Linked DNA regions of Homo sapiens: region 2 is linked to region 1. The links are chromatin loops, found by intact Hi-C in ENCODE. Cell type or tissue: CD4-positive, alpha-beta T cell. All regions are shown on one strand. Links, peaks and the distances in the headings refer to the core of each region. The heading gives the core; the rest is flanking DNA.

Region 1 (5,390 bases), core at 128-5,127:
ATGAATGAAATCTATACTTCCATAATTTTATTTATCAAATTCATACCTTGTATTACTGTGCCCCTGAATCTACATTAATTATTGGACAGTTAACCTAAATTCAGGTCCTTTTATATTTATTATACCTGAAAATTTTTTTCCCACATAGTAAGAAATTTATTGTATGATAAAAGCGTAGTTGGCCTCTTCTAATTTTCCTTCCTATGTTACCTTACCACGCTGGCCAGAGTTTTTATTTGCTGGCTGAGCATTCTTGCCAAACCAGGCAATAGAAAGGAGAATGCCACATTTGCAGGGCTACTGTGCAGTTTAAACCAGTTTTAAATCATTAGTCACCCAATAATAGAAGATGACAGAAGAAATTTCTCCCTCAAAGCACATGAGAAGGATTTTCTAAGGTTTTAAAAGTTTTCAGAAAGTAAAATGTCACCCATAGTTTTCAGTTCTTTGTTTCACGCTACTCTTCATCTTCTAACATCCCAGGTCTAATTATGAGTACAGATAGACTCTGCGGTGAAAACAATGAGGTGGAAATAATCGCTTTTCATGCAATCTAAAAGAGTCATGGTAATTAAGATACAGGAACAAAAACGAACCTAATCTATGATGCTAGTTTCTAAAAAAAAACATGAATAAACGTCCCCAAATTGATCCCATGTTCTCCCTTTCAGCTCCAACATATTCATTTCCTGGATAGATACGGGGAGAAATATTCTGTGTAGAAAAATGTATCTGTCTTTTTCAAATGCTTTCAGAAAGTGCTCTCCCACCCCCCAACAATTCCAGAGTAGGAAGAGTCCATTGACCATACCTCCAGTTGTGGTACTGAGGGCCCCAGAAGCAACTCAACCCTTTGTAAACTATGTAGAATAAGTAAAAATTGAAACAACATAAAAGAGTGCCACAGGCCCAATCAGACACTGTACCTTTTAACAGAGAATGTGTAAGTGTGAAGGCAAATCACAGTCATCTTGCCAGGAAAAGAAGTCACAACCAAAGAAATTCCTGACGGAGAATTCCCTGTATGGGAGGCTTGTTCGTGCTCTCCTGAGGTTGACAAGAAAAAGACTTCTAATCTACTCTTACCTTTGACCAAAGGGTTTTCTATGATAGACAAAGATAACTGTTGCAAATGCACAGGGAAAATGGAAAAATGAATATCATGGCATCTAGGTCTCTATTAGGCCTATGCTATTAAAAACCAACAGAAAATCCAATGCATAAGAGATCTCCTCTTCAGGACAGCAGCAGGCCATGTCCCAGGAGAACCTACTGTAAAGGAGCTCACTCCAGTGTGACGTCATGTGAAGGAGCCCACTGGGTCCAAGAGGATTCATCAGTTGTGCCAGTGGCTTCCAGTGCTGGCATTTGCTGGCTTAGAATCTCACGGCTGTCTTCCTCTGCTGGCCTTGCTTCTGACTTCAAAGTCATTCTACTTGAAAGAGATTCTGCCATTTTGCTCAGGCTCATATTTGGAATGTTAAAAGGTTGACCATTGTTGGGGAAAATGGTCCAGATGCCAAAATCAAAACTGAGTGCATAAATTATTGGGACAGATGGGTGGCCATCTGGAAAAAATACAGTTGGATTAAAACCTCACACATTTAACACGAAGCCAAACCCAATATGGTAAAACTTCTAATGTAGAAGAGTAGAACTGTAAAAGGAATAGAAAAACACAGGATAATTTTCTGTAATTCCAGGGTAGGGATGGTCTTTATGAAATAAAATCTGGATTATTTTAAAAAAGGTAAATTTAAGCATAAAGAAAAACAGCTGCATGAGAAAACATACAAAATGCAGATTAAAAAAGTAAAACAGGCCGGGTGCGGTGGCTCACGCCTGTAATCCCAGCACTTTGGGAGGCCAAGGCAGGCGGATCATGAGATCGGGAGATTGAGACCATCCTGGCCAACATGGTGAAATCCCATCTCTACTAAAAATACAAAAATTAGCCCTGCGTGGTGGCACGCGCCTGTAATCCCAGCTACTCAGGAGGCTGAGGCAGGAGAATCGCTTGAACCCGGGAGGCAGAGGTTGCAGTGAGCCAAGATCATGCCACTGCACTCCAGCCTAGTGACAGAGCACGACTCCATCTCAAAAAAAAAAAAAAAAGTAAAACCAAAAAAAATTTGTAGTCCATGTCAGAATAATTGTCTATATGTTATGATATATAATATATAGTGTCATATTTATATAAAAGTACATAATTTAGAGCTATGCATTTATAACACTATATATACATTTATCTTTATACACACACACACACACACACACACACCTCAAACTTGCAAACCAACTAGTCTGTATAAGTTACTTACAGTTAGTGAATTAATCAGCCAGATAAGTTTTTCTTGCGTATAGTCAGAGAAATGGTCTATATTCTCCAATGCATGTATATTGTATTAATTAACGTGGTTCATGCTGTTGTGAAGCTGCAGCTGTTGAGACTGTGTAGAGCTGAGCGCTGTCCAGAAGGAGGAGCACAGGTTGCCCTGAAGCTGATGCTCTTGTCTGCACTGTTGCCATGGAGCCCGTGCATATACGCTTACTACCAGTGTGGAGCAATCATTTCCTATTCCATTCAGTACCTTTTTATATCTTGTGATTTTGATTGATGTGAATGTATTATGTATTATCTATTCAAAAGATTAAATAGATTTTAAAGATTAATTTTTTAAAATTAGTGTGAAAGTTCTGGCTCAAGATGAGTGAATGAGCATACATTTTCCAACTCTCTCATGACCTGATTCAATTTCAGGAATAATGTGAAATGGAATAAATCCATGGAATAAAGCGTGCCTTCAGCAGGTAAGAAATTATGTTTTTCTAGAAGTTGGAATGCAAATGGGCTCAAATGGTCAGAGAAAACAAAGAGAAGAAATCATGATTCCAAATGCTCATAGAATAAAACTACAGAGGAGGTAGGAGACATTCTTCCAGAGTAGGCTTCTAGAGAATCCAAGTTCACAGTCAGCAGGTACAAAGATCAAGATGTTTGGGCTGAACGGCAAAAATTTTGAGGAACCACTAAGCTCCTCAACTTCCTCTCATATGAGCAGAGAGCAGCCAGTTGAGCATTTTCATTTCTACTGGGTATGGCTGTTGGGACTGGAGAAAAAGTAGAAAAGAGCCTAAAGTGGACCGCCAAAACAAAAATCAAGAGAACATAGCATGTGTGCTGAATCTAGAGGCTCTAGAACACTGATTGACTGAGCTAGAATCAGCTCATCCCCAAGAGTCAAGCCCTCCTTGCTGATTGGCAATTGCCTCCCTGTCTATGAACTATAAGAGATGCCTGCATCCACTGGAACTACCCTCTTGCCCAAAGAACTCTGCTTGTCAGGGAAGAAGGTTGTTGGGTAATCAGATCTATACAACTGTAAAGCAAGCTCAGCTGCCCACCTATACTAATTAACATGGTCCTTTTGAGGAAAACTAATAACAAAAAGAAAAAGATCAATATCAATATCAATAAGCAACAAACAATTAATTCAGAAGAAAGAGATGATGCAAGGAATAGAAAAAAAACCTTTGTAAATTAAAGATAGTATTCTCAAGGAGATTTAGGAAGATATTGCAAGATTAGAACAAAAATAGGCTGCTATTAAAAGATCAATAAGAAAATAAGTGGCACAGTCAGTCACATCTGTAATCTCAGCACTTTGGAAGGCCAAGGCAAGAGGATTGCTTGAGTCCAGGAGCTTGAGACCAGTCTGGGCAACATAGCAAGAACCCCATCTCTACAAAAAATTTGAAAATTAGCCAGGTGTGGTAAAACTTACCTGTCGTCCCAGCTACTCAGGAGGTTAAGGTGGAAGGATCGCTTGAGCCCAGAGGTTTAGGTTGCAGTAGCCGTGATTGTGCCACTGCACTCCAACCTGGGTGATGCAGTGAGACCCTGTCTTAAAAAAAAAAAAAGAAAAGAAGAGGCCTCAAAATATGATTGTTAAAAGAAAAAAATAGAACAGCTAAATTATAGAATTAACAGAATGAGCCAGTATGGTGGCAAGCACCTATAGTCCCAGCTAGTCAGGAGGTTGAGGTGGGAGGATTGCCTGAGCTCAGGAGTTTGAGGTTGCAGTGAGCTGTGATCACACCCCTGCACTCCAGCTCCAGCCTGGGTGATAGAGTGAGACTCTGTCTCAAAACAAACAAAAAGAACATAATAAACAAGGTTAAAGCTCAAATTAGTGATCTTGTAAATAAAGTTGTAACCAGATGAAATGACTTGCACCTGTAATCCCAGCTACTTGGGAGGCTGAGGCAGGAGGATCACATGAGAATTCCTGTCCTCAAGTCATCCTCTGGCCTCAGCCTGTGCGATATGCTGACAGCCCATCTCTCTAAAAAAAAAAAAAAAAAAAGAATAAAGAAAGAAAACAAAGTTATGAAAATGTTAGATATTACTATAAAAGAAAGCACAAATAATATAATGGAGACTGTACATATATTAATAGAATAAAATGTCCCTGGGAGAAAAGCTAGAATCCTCAAAATGAAAGAGTTCTCTGAGCATTAATGAATATAAAAGGAAAACACTACACCTAGACATATCCTGGTGAAATTTTAGAACTTTGAGTATAAAGAGAAAATGCTGCTTGGGTATGGTGCCTCACGCCTGAATCCCAGCATTTTGTGAGGCCAAGGCAGGAGGATTGCTTGAGCTCAGGAGCTTGAGACCAGCCTGAGCAACATAGTAAGACCTCATATCTACTAAAAACAAAAATTAAAAAATTAGCTGGGCATGGTGGTGCATTCCTGTAGTCCCAGCTATTCAGGAGGCTGAGGTGGGAGGATCGCTTGAGAGATGGCAGCTGTAGTGGGCTATGATCACGCCACTGCACTCCAGCCTGGGTGACAGAGCGAGACCCTGTCGCCTAAAAATAAAATAAAGTAAAAAAGAGAAAATGCTAAAATATCTCAGAATGGTTAAAACATTTAAAAGCAGACTACCCACAAAGGAAATAGAATTAAGCATCTGAAGAGCAACACATGAGTTTCCACAAAACTTAAGAGAAAATGATTTCAAATCTAGAATCTTATACTCAGATTAACTATTAGTTAAAGGTGAGGGAAAATCATGGCATTTTCAGGTTTATAGTAATGGCTAATATTTAATGAACTCTTACTATGAGCCAGTTGTATCTCCATGCTCGTTGCAATTATTAACTTATTTATTTTATACTCAGAACAGCCCAGCTAGTTCGGTACTATTATTATCACTGGTTTTACAAATGAAAAACCAGAAGTATAGAGAAGTTGAGAAACCTGCCAAAGATCATGCCACTCGTAGAAGGCAGAGTTGGGTTTTGAATCCAGGAAGTTTGGCTGCAGACTCTACACTCTTAACTACTACACAACAGTGCCACTCTGTTGGTCAGGCACTC
Region 2 (5,390 bases), core at 146-5,145, 91 kb after region 1:
TTTTTTACAAGGTTATTCTTTAATGTTTATTTTTCCATGTGTACTTTAGTATCAGTTTGTTCTAGTTCCAGAAAAAAAAAGCTTGTTGGTCTTTTTATGGGGGTTGCATTAAATTTATAAGTTGGAGGACTGATTTTGTGATGATACCGAGTTGACCTATCAAAGAGCAATGGAAGTCTTTCCACTTGTTCACATCTTTTTGTGTCATTCAGAGCCTAAAGTTTTCTTTATATAGGGTTTGAACATTTCTAAAGTTTATTCTTAGGGATATTGTTATTGTTGTTGCTATTGAAAATGTGGTTTTCTGTTTCATGTTTTCTTGTTATCATTTATTTATATAAAAGCTGTTGAACTTTTATATTTTCTAACCTGCTGCCTTACTAAATTGTTTTATAGTTTTGATTTTATGATTGATTTTTTTTTCTTTTTTTTAGAATTTTACCTGTATACTTGGTGTGTCATCTGCAAATAGGGATTGTTTTACTCTTCTAAGTTATGCATCAAATTACTTTCTTTTGTCTAATTGCATTGGCCAGTATATCCATGCAATGTTAATTAGTAGGGAAAATGGAAACATCTTTTCTTTGCCTTGTTGCTGACCTTAGTTTGATGCTTCTGACATTTCCTCATTAAGATACTGCCTGTTATATGTTTTGATGCAATCTTAACTATTGACTTTAATTTTAGTAATCCTGTGATATATGAAAGTATTCATCTATCTGTTTATTTAATGAGTGGTATTGTTAGACTTAGAAATCAGATTTAGTGATTTTTTTGTGTTATCTACTACAGTTTAGTATCTTTTTTTTAATCCATAGGTATTATCTATATTTAAGAGAGGGGCTAATGATGAACATTACATTTTTAAAATTCCATTTTTGCACCTTATATTTGAATATGAGTGTTTCTTATGTTCCAAGAATTTAACACAAAAATACAAGTCAGCTACAGTGCTGATAAATTTGGAGGAAAATTATCTTTCTTTTTCTATCTATGAAACAGTTTTTGCTCTTTTGTTCTTTGCTGGCCATTGATTACATTACTTGATATTTAATAATAAGGCAATAATTTAAATTATTGCTTGATTTTTATATTCTCAAGATGAGAAATAATTATTTTAGTCTTACAAGTCTTCATTATAGGTTAATGAACCCCCTAAAGAAGAAAAGCAAATTTGTACTTTAATCACAGTCAGAAATCTTATGTTTGTTTGCGTGAATCCATTTAAATTCATCAATGCTAAATTAAATGTGTTATGTTTTTACATAGTATATTTGATCCTCACAATTAATCATAATTTGGTTATTGAAAAAATCTTCCTAGTTCTGAGAATTGCTTGGAACATCCCTCCTTCTTTGGCCCCCTCTTTATAAACTATGGAGGTTAGCTTAAATGTGTGTGTTTGTGCAGGCACGTGTGTGTGTAAGCAGCACTCTTTAGAGTTTTAAGCAAACTGTTTGGTGATTTATTGATCAGTTCTTGCTCATAACCAGTCTTATAGGAATTTACCAAGCCTTACATATTTAAAGGGCTAAGTTGAAGTGGATATTAGCTATTGTATACAAACTTAATGTTTTGTAGAAGCCCAGTAGTATAGCTTTCAGCACCTGAAAATTTAGATTCCTAAAGACAGGAGCAAGAAGTGTGTAGTTAGCTATAATTGGATATGGCTACTGAATTTATTTATTGATTTGTAGTATCGTCAGTCTTAATACTAGAAAGGATTTTAAGAAGATGGTCTAGCCCTCTGCTTTCTGGAAGGGTAGAAATAAGGATACTTTTCCAGGTAGGCCTGCGTGGGGATAATTGACTTGCCTAAGATTATTACTACTGAATGATGGAAGGGAAAAGTAGAAACCAAATCAGATCTGCATTTATTACACTAACCACTCCATTCTGTTTTAAAAGGAATAATTTTAGAAGACTATCAGAGATTTCTTTGCTATATAAAACGGGGCCTTTATTTATTATTATTATTTTTGAGACAAAGTCTCACTATGTCACCCAGGCTAGAATGCAGTGGCGCAATCTCGGCTCACTGCAACCTCCACCTCCTGGGTTCAAGTGATTCTCATGTTTCAGTCTCCTGAGTAGGTGGGACTACAGGCACACAACAACATGCCTGGCTAATTTTTTTGTACGTTTAGTAGAGACAGGGTTTCGTCATTTGGCCAGGCTGTTCTCGAACTCCTGGCCTCAAGTGATCTGCCCGCCTTGGCCTCCCAAAGTGCTGGGATTACAGGCATGAGCCACTGCGCCTGGCCTGGTTTTATGTTAAGATGATTCTGCTGACTTATACTAAGAGAGAAAAAACACTTTTTACTGCAAATATTCTTTATATTAAATATTTTACTCGTAAAAACCTAAACTTACATATTTGATAAAGCTTATATATTTGATAGTTGTTTTTTTTTTTAAATAACCAAGGATACTCATTTAAAGGTTAGTCTAGTACATAATTTTTTAGATGGAGACCTCTACTGGAAGTATGAAGTAATAGATAGATTCTGGTTTGATTTTTTTTTTTTTTTCCTTTGGAGACAGGATCTTGCTCTGCCACCCAGGCTGGAGAATGAAGAGTAGTGGTGCAATCATGGTTCACTGCAGCCTCAACCTTCTTGGCTTAAGAGATCCTCCTACTTCAGCCTCCCTAGTAACTAGGACTACAGGTGTGTGCCACCATACCTGGCTGATGTGTAAAGATTTTGTAGAGACCAGGGCTTTCTGTGTTGCCCAGGATGGTTTCCAACTCCTGGCCTCAAGTGATCCTCCTGGCTTGGCCTCCCAAAGTGTTGGGATTGCAGACCTGAGCCACCCACCCAGCCTGATTCTATTACTGTAAATATCTAGACAAAGGGATGGTAGGGAGATATGTTTTAAAAACAGTCAATGTAACATATGCTAAAGTTTTTTTTTTAAGTATTTTTCTTATGAAACTTTAATAGTATACTTTTGGTTTATGATACCATGTTGAATCTTTTAAAAAGCAGACTATTAAGTTTATATTTTTTTAGCTAACATTTATTTAATTTGCCATGTGCCGGGCACTGCACCAAGTGGTAACTCATTTTCTCTTCACACCTCCCTATGACATAGATACTGTTAATATCCTGGTATTATAGATGAGAAAACAGGACAAAGGTGTTTAAGAACCTTGCCCAGGTTCACACAGTAAGTTCTGGATCTAGTATTTTTTTTTTGAGACGGAGTCTCGCTCTGTCACCCAGGCTGGAGTGCAGTGGCGCGATCGAGGCTCACTGCAAGCTCCGCCTTCCGGGTTCACGCCATTCTCCTGCCTCAGCCTCCCGAGTAGCTGGGACTACAGGCGCTCGCCACCATGCCCAGCTAATTTTTCTTTGTATTTTAGGTAGAGATGGGGTTTCACCGTGTTAGCCAGGATGTTCTCGAACTCCTGACCTTGTGATCCGCCCGCCTCAGCCTCCCAAAGTGTTGGGATTACAGGCGTGAGCCACCGTGCCCGGCTGGACCTAGTATTTAAACCTGGAATCTAGGCATATTATACTGTCTTCCCCCAATTCACATGAATATAATTTTATTAAAAAGTATTTGAAGATAAGGACTTCAAGGGAATAAAAATATGAAAATGGTTAGGGTAGTTGTGGGATTGTGGCTTTTTATTTTTATTTAAAAAATTCTTTAATGTATCTTTTTGTAATAACGTGTGTGTTGCTGTACAGTTTATAGTTTATTTTTACAAATATTTATCTCAGTGGATTTTTGCAACAACTCTAGGAAATAGGTATTATCCTCTTGTAGATCAGGGAAAAAGCCTGTAAGTACCATTGCTAGTGCAGAATTAGAGTTTAGTTTTGTGAGTTATAGTGTACTGCTCCTAGTTTACTATCAGAGTCTTGGGGTCAAGGATTTTTTTTTTTTAATGGCAATGCACTTTTTGGCATCTGATACATTGTAGCTGAACTGAATTAGGATCTCCTGTCACTTGGGGAGCTTCTTATGAACTCAGGTGGGTATGGTAGGCCTCTCAGCAAGTGGGAAATCTAATTTGGGAAATTCTGAAAGAATTGAAAATTTCTAACTTACAGAATTAATAGTATAGCATTTCATTCGTCTGTCCCTAAAGCTTAACATTTTTTTGTGTGGTTTTATTAAACAAGCATCAAGAGTCAGTTGTAGTTGTAGAATATTAATTAACATTGTGGTAAATGTGTCATTTTGTGCAATTCTATGCAGTACTTGAAGTTGTTTTTAAGTAAAATAGACACTAATGTCTCCCTATCTGTCTTCACAAGCTACAATATGAGACTAGAGAGTCTTGTGTAGGGTAAGATTTGAGAGAGTAATACAGACATGCCTGAGAGATGCTGTGGGTTTGATTCCAGACCACCACATTAATATATATGATAGTAAAATGAGAGTGAATTTTTTGGTTTCCCAGTGCACAGACAAGTTATGTTTATATTATACTGTAGTATATTAATTGTTCAGTAGCATTATGTCTCAAATAACAATGTACGGCCAGGTGTGGTGGCTCAACGCCTGTAGGCCCAGCACTTTGTGAGGCTGAGGCAGGAGGATTGCTTGAGGCCAGGAGTTTGAGACAACCTAGGCAGTCTCAAGCTGCCTAGTGAGTTTGAGACGTAGTGAGACCCTGTCTCTACAAAAGAAAATGTTTTAAGTAGCTGGTTATGATGGTGCATATCTGTGGTCCCAGATACTTGGGAGGCTGAGGTGGAAGGATTGCTTGAGCCTGGGAGGTTGAGGCTGCAGTGAGCCATGATTGTGCCACTGGACTCCATCTAGCCTGGACAATAGAATGATACCTTGTCTCAAAAAAAAGAAAACAAAAATACTTTATTGCTGAAAAGTGCTGACAATCATCTGAGTTTTCAGTGAGTCATAATCTTTTTACTGGTGAAAGGTCTTGCCTTGATATTGATGGCTGCTGACTGATCAGGGTGGTGGTTACTGAAGATTGGGGTGGATGTGGAAATTTCTTAAGACAACAATGAAGTTTGCTGCATCGATCAACTCTTTCTTTCACGAGAGGTTTCTCTGTAGCATGTAATGCTGTTTGGTAGCAAATTACCCACAGTAGAACATAATTTGAGTCAGTCCTCACAAACCCTGCCACTGCTTTATCAACTAAATTTATATACTGTTCTAAATCCTTTGTTGTCATTTCAGCAATGTTCACAGCATCTTCACCGAGAATACATTCTATCTCAATAAACCATTTTCTTTGCTCATCCCTGAGAAGGAACTCCTCATTAATTCAGGTTTTATCATGAGATTGCAGCAGTTCAGTCACATCTTCAGGCTCCACTTCTAATTCTAGTTCTTTTGCCATTTGCACATCTGCAATGACCTCCTCCACTGTAATCTTGAAGCCCTCAAAGTTATCTACGAGG

Evidence for each region. A loop is a pair of places that touch in the nucleus more often than their neighbours do. Peaks named below come from ENCODE experiments on the same cell type or tissue, not always from the same donor. Only the 100,000 strongest peaks of a DNase experiment are listed, where the experiment ranks them.
Region 2: it touches region 1 in a loop (15-fold over the local background); 6 of 110 quality-filtered maps call a loop at or near these places.

What each region holds. Positions count from the first base shown.
Region 1 is chr12:45,652,909-45,658,298 of GRCh38, forward strand. No RefSeq gene overlaps it. Among named protein-coding and RNA genes, the nearest start is that of LINC00938, 72 kb to the right of the region's middle. RefSeq lists a silencer at 2,473-2,562. In CD4-positive, alpha-beta T cell, for the core only: no CTCF peak of the experiment used is centred there; a DNase peak (open chromatin) is centred at 2,503.
Region 2 is chr12:45,743,585-45,748,974 of GRCh38, forward strand. The region is part of intron 3 of ARID2 (AT-rich interaction domain 2); the gene reads left to right. Among named protein-coding and RNA genes, the nearest start is that of ARID2, 17 kb to the left of the region's middle. In CD4-positive, alpha-beta T cell, for the core only: CTCF peaks have their summits at 2,451 (motif pointing left) and 2,693; a DNase peak (open chromatin) is centred at 2,547.